Linked DNA regions of Homo sapiens: region 1 is linked to region 2. Evidence: read pairs that join two places in POLR2A ChIA-PET (ENCODE). Cell type or tissue: PC-3. All regions are shown on one strand. Links, peaks and the distances in the headings refer to the core of each region. The heading gives the core; the rest is flanking DNA.

Region 1 (2,913 bases), core at 181-2,680, 71 kb before region 2:
GAAAAAAAAAAAACATGAACATGTTAGTTGGATTTCAACAAGCCAATCTCTGCTGATTGTTGAAAGCCAATCTCCCACGTCTTCGTGGTGGGCCCAACAGGAGAGGGAGAAGGAGACGGAGAAAGGCCCTCCTGTCGCTCTCATGTCCCTAACATTGACCCCTTTCCTCAAGGCCCCTGACCATCCTCAGCGCACGCCCCTCTGCCCCTCGAGTTTAGTGGTCGATCACTTCCCGGACTTGGTGGGGAAACTGAGACCCCAGATGTGGACACTTCAGGTGAGAACAGGAGCCCACCGCGTTGCCCGATCCCAGGCGTTACCAGATCTCATCCTGACCCACAAGGTTCATGCGTTCAGCCGCCGCGGTGCTGAGAGGTTTCTGCGCCATGAGGCCTGGGGGCTCTGTGCGCCCCGCAAGCTCTGGCCCTGGGCTCAGCGTCTCGCGTCTCCTGGGAGACCGGTTGCCAGGCAACGCAGGACTCGGAGGCGGAAATGGCTCTGCACCTGGCGAGGGTGGGGTCGCTGTGCTTTCGCCGCGTCGCTTGGGTCCGGGCTTGCTGCCATCCTTTGCTCACGTCTGGGCCCTTTGTCCACCTCTAGGCCCATTTGCTCATCTGTGGAAAACCTTGGGGAAACCTCCAGACCTAACACCCTAGACTTCTTTGAAAGTTTAAATCCGCAGTGGAAGTATGCACACCTACGAGTGGACAGACGCTCAAGTGTACAGAGCTTAATTGAGTATGTCAAAGAGAGGACTCGCCTGTAACCGTCACCTGGAGATTAGAAAACAAAGCATTGCCAGCCTCCCCCAGTGGCCCCCAGGGTCACCGTCCTCCCTGGCTCTCATTGACTTCCCTCTGCAAAGATTAGCTTTGCTGTGATTTGAACTTTGTGTGAGTGGAACCATCCAGATGTTCTCCTTTGTGCCTGGCTGCCTTTGCCCAGTGTCATGATTGAGAGAGCATCCCCGTTGCTGTGAGTGGCCCTAGCGTCCATTTCTGCTCCTGAACAGTATTTGCTGATGGGCGTTGCATTGAGTTTTTGGCCACCACAAAAGTGCTGCTAAAATATTACTGCACATGTCTTTGGAGAAAATATGCGTTTTGGTTGGCGTCCACTCTTTGTAACAATCCCTAAATGAAATTCACGGATAATGTTACCTCCAGACCCCACCACCCCACACTCTTTTTCCCTGCCTATAGGCAGTAATCACTCTATCGCTGGGGTGCTCAGCCAGTGTTTTTTGACTGATTCATTGACCCCCTAGGTTTCTACCATACCCCCATTGTTGTGGACCCAGAGCTGGAAAATGGCTCTGAGACAACAGCAAGGGGATCATCTACACGATGTAGGAGGACATTTTTCTGGCTGAGCAGCCATGAGATGAGCAGGTGTCCAGAGCCTGCCTCGGGGGACTGAGAGAGGAGGAAGCATGACTCAGTTGAGCTACAGGTCACCTCCTAGATAATTACCAGGGCACTGGTCTGGGAGGATGCCAGTGTGTGTATCCACCAGTTAGGTATCTGAGACTCTCCCTAGTCCATCTCCATGGCCTCTTCCCTTATCAACAGATTTGTACTTATGTGTGGTGTTTAGAGGGGAGCTCAGCTAGTGTGTTTTCCCTTCATAGCACATGGTGCTTTTCTTGGCTGTTGGAAATGCCTGGCCCACGCCCAGTATTAGGGTGGTCCCAACTGTCCCTCAGCTGGATTAGTGAGTGGGCAAGCAGAGGCTGGCATCGGAGCTGAATTGATTAATTAATGAATATATAACATCCCAGGTCCACGGCTGAGCCAACTGCAAGCTAGTGGGCTAGCAAGAGGGTGGACAGATCTCTAGGCAGGAAGCTGGGATTTTCTTCCTGGACTGTTCTCCAAGGTCTCCATTCTTACAACAGAGGGGAAGATATTCTGGGAGGAAATAAGTGGATGGCTAGGAAGAAAGATCCATTATGTAGTAAGAACAAATTCTGCTTTCCTCCTTGGGAGGTTTTGAGACATTTCTGTTAAGATGATTAATTAAGACTAAATTCATTAACAGTGCCAGACATCGAGGGTTCCTTCATCCTATGGACGTGTGTTGAGAGCTTTTGATGTGTCTGGTGCCAGGAGGGAGTCAGACCTGCAAGGTCTCTGCTTCCCTGGAGCTGGCACATCGAGTGGGAAGACAGATAATGAAGCCAGGAAACAAATGCACGTGTGACCTGGTGCCAGGGAGAGAGGCATGACGTGCTAGGAAGAGAGTCACACCAGGGCATGAGGCCAGTGGGGGCAGGGACAGGCCAGGGGCTGTGGGGCTGTGTTAAACAGGCGGTCAGGGCAGGTCTCTCTGAGGAGGAGACATGTGGGTGCAGATCTGGTGTGGAAGATCAGAAGAATTTCCCACAGAGCGGGTGGTGTGGAGTATAGTTCCCGAGGCAGGAGCAGCATGGGGTGTTTGAAGAATGCAAAGGGGGCCGGTGCAGCTGGAGGGTTCCATGGAAATGAAATGGGTGCAGAAATGGAGAAGCAGGCACTATGCGTCCCCCAGGAGTTCAATCTAGCAGGTAAGCAGATGTGAATGCAACTAAATGATAACGCAGCCTTATATACGAAATGACATAGGGTATATGTGATTCAGAGCCAGCCCCAGATGAGACAGAAGAGGACAGAGGAGGTGATGAGTGAGTTGGGTTTTCAAGGATGAATAAGAGTTTGCTAGTCTTCTCCATTCTCCTTGGCAATATCTGCACGGGGTAGCCTGGGTCCAGGACTAGAAATGGGTAGAGTACCGGATAAATGTCTGGGTTTTGGGATCCGACGTAGCTCAGGTCTCGGGTTTGCTGTGTGCCATCTCAGTGACCTTGTGCATATTGCTTAACAACTCTGAGCCCCCATTTCCTCATCTGGAAAAGGGGATCATGACTACACCTCC
Region 2 (2,913 bases), core at 232-2,731:
GATAAAAAGCTATTTGTTTTCTTCCTGCAGAAACAAACTATAATTGCCACTCACCATGAAATTTGTGGTATCTCTGGTTTTCTTTATAGTTCTGCATCTCCATTTGATTCTGTATCAGTACCATTCCTGTATTTTAAATCTCAAATTTTGTCCATATTTATTTTTTGAAACTAGAAAAACAGTTTATATCAAAGTCAAAATAATAAGAATTTCAATTTAATTACACAGATATCGCTGTAACTTGTAAGTCTGCATAATATATTTAAATAAACATATTACAATGTTACATTTGTCCACAGAAAAATAATCATCCCACTGGAACCAATCCATTGACACCAACTAGGTGGGTGATGTGTTTATGTGAGATGCTAGAAATGGTACACTTGCCCAACACTTGCACAAGAACTCACAGTAATGCCCAATTTGATGCAAAGGTTACAGTGAACTGCAATGTGGTAGCGAGAAGAATGGCCTCCAACCATGACCTAATCCTGGGAACTTGTGAATATGTGACTTTATACCGCAGAAGGGAGAATTTGGGTTGCAAATTCAATTAAGGTTGCTAAGTGACCGATCTTGAAGTGAGGAGATTACCCTGCATTGATCCAGGTGGCCCAGTATAATCATAATGGTCCTTAAAAGTGGAGAATCTTTTGTGGCTGTGGTCAGATGGAGCTGTGGCTATGGTAGATATTCCGAGAGATTCAACATTTCTGGCTTTGCAGGAGGAGAAAGGGGCCATGAGCCAAGGAAAGCGGATGGTCTCTAGAAGCTGGAAAAGGCAAAGGGATTCTGTTCTGGAGCTTCCAGAGAGGAGTGCAGCCCTGCTGACACCTTCATTTTAGCCTGCAGGCCGCATTTTGAGCTTCTCACCTCCAGACCTGTAACATAAAAAGTGTGGGTTGCTTTATTTTGTTTTATTTTATTTTTGAGATAGGGTCTCACTCTGTCCCCCAGTTTGGAATGCACAGCTCACTGCAGCCTTGACCTCTCAGGCTCAAGCCATCCTCCCCACCTTAGCCTCCCAAGTAGCTGAGACTATAGGCACGTGTCACCATGCCTTACTAATTTTCTTAATTTTAATAGAGATGGGGTTTCACCATGTTGCTCAGTTGGGTCTTGAACTCCTGGACTCAAGTGATCCGCCCACCACAGCCTCCCGAAGTGCTGGGATTACAGGCCTGAGCCACTGTACCGAGCCTGTTGTTTTAAGTGACAAGGTTTCTGGTAATTCATCACAGTAGCAATTGGAAATGAATACAGTAAGTAGTTCTACAAAACAATAAAGTTGTCTTCATGGACAAATATGTTACTGTTCAGTTTTAAAGTTTAAGTTTATTAAACTTAAAAAATTCAATTCCTTGGCTACACTGGGTGCTGAAGAACCACATAATCCTAATGGCTACTGAATTGAACGGCTCAAGCCTAGCTGCTTTTCTGCAGCTAGTGGGAGGGCGGGTTGTGGGGGGACTCTGTCTGGGGGCATCTGACCCGTGTTTTAACTGCACGAGCTTTGAGAATGTGATTTGACTTTCAAGTTCTGCTTTAGAATTGCTTTTGGAGCCCCTTTATTTGGAAATGGTGCTCCACCAGTTGGCGAAGGGAGAAGGGAGTCTTAGAAGAAACTTTTGTCTTTGTTTTCTGGGACTCAGACCCAAGATAAAGCTTGTGGTTGCTGAGTAAGCATCTGATCTCCAGGATTTCCTGTGAACTTTTCCAGAGCCTGAATCTGCTCCAAGCAGGATGTTTGAAGGGGCTGGTGAACAACAGGAGTTTCTATTGGCTTTGATTTCCATCTCCTTGGGGTGTAACTGGCTGGAGATCCCCCCCGACCTCCGCCATGACCTGCAGCTCCCATCCAGTCCACCCTTAAGCCTGGGGTGGAGTTGGGGAGGGAGTTTGAATCAAGGCAGCTGCAGGAATTGTAGGAACCAAGGATTGCCAAAAATGAACCAAGGGAGGCTCTGGGGCACAGGGGCAGGGGGTGGCATGGAAGAGGCATGAGTCAGTGTTAGCTGTGGGGTCTGCTCCCTGGGCTTCTGTGATCCAGGAAAACACCTGAGATCCTCTTAGAGTTTGCTCTTGGTGGTGGTGGTGATGGTTGGGTGGGGGGGGGGGTAGTGCAGGGAGGAGTGGGGGGTGGGCGAGGACTCTGGGTGTTTTGGAGGAAACCCAACTCCTGTGCTCCTTTTAAAGTCCTTCCCAGCCATTCCTAGCAGAAAGCACGGCCTCTCTGGACTCTTTCCTCTTCTTTTTCCTCCCCTCTCCTCTCCTCCCAGACCCTCCTGCTTGTTCTCATCACTTCCCTCCCTCCCCTCTCTCTGCCCTTTCCCAACTCTACTCCCTCTCCTTTCTTCTCTTCTTCCCCCTGGTCTGCCCCACCGTGAGATGGCACAGAGATAAACCAGGAACGGGGATGCCACTCACTCTACTTGTTACTTAAAATTTTAAGCGACCAGGTGTGGTGGCTCATGCCTATAATCCCAGCAATTTGGGAGGCTGAGGCAAGTGGATCACCAGAGGTCAGGAGTTCGAGACCAGCCTGGCCAACATGGTAAAACCCAGTCTCTACTAAAAATACAAAAACTAGCCAGGTGTGGTGGCGGGCACCTGTAATCCCAGATACTTGGGAGGCTGAGGCAGGAGAATCGCTTGAACCCGGGAGGCAGAGATTGCAGAGAGCTGAGATCATGCCACTGCACTCCAGCCTGGGCTACAGAGCGAGACTCCTCAAAAAAAATTTTTTTTAAGCAACATATATTTGTCGAAAACCTCTGGGAAAAAAAGCATAAAAGGAAAATAAAAGCCACCTGTAACTGCCTAATTAGAGGAAAATGCTATGAATGTGGTGGTATATTTCTTTCAAGTCTTTGGTGTGTGTGTGTGTGTGGTTGGGAAGTGTGTTTACAAAAA

Evidence for each region. ChIA-PET counts read pairs that join two places held together with the same protein. Peaks named below come from ENCODE experiments on the same cell type or tissue, not always from the same donor. Only the 100,000 strongest peaks of a DNase experiment are listed, where the experiment ranks them.
Region 1: POLR2A ChIA-PET joins it to region 2 with 14 read pairs; 4 of 35 experiments call an interaction of 5 or more read pairs at or near these places.

What each region holds. Positions count from the first base shown.
Region 1 is chr20:58,148,440-58,151,352 of GRCh38, reverse strand. CIMIP1 (ciliary microtubule inner protein 1) reads right to left here and starts at 451. Exons shown (of 4, transcript NM_178456.3): 1 at 321-451. The coding sequence starts at 388. The region is part of intron 2 of LOC107985434 (a long non-coding RNA gene); the gene reads left to right. In PC-3, for the core only: no CTCF peak of the experiment used is centred there; a DNase peak (open chromatin) is centred at 1,462.
Region 2 is chr20:58,077,875-58,080,787 of GRCh38, reverse strand. No RefSeq gene overlaps it. Among named protein-coding and RNA genes, the nearest start is that of CIMIP1, 72 kb to the left of the region's middle. In PC-3, for the core only: no CTCF peak of the experiment used is centred there; a DNase peak (open chromatin) is centred at 1,707; H3K27ac peaks cover 1,512 bases.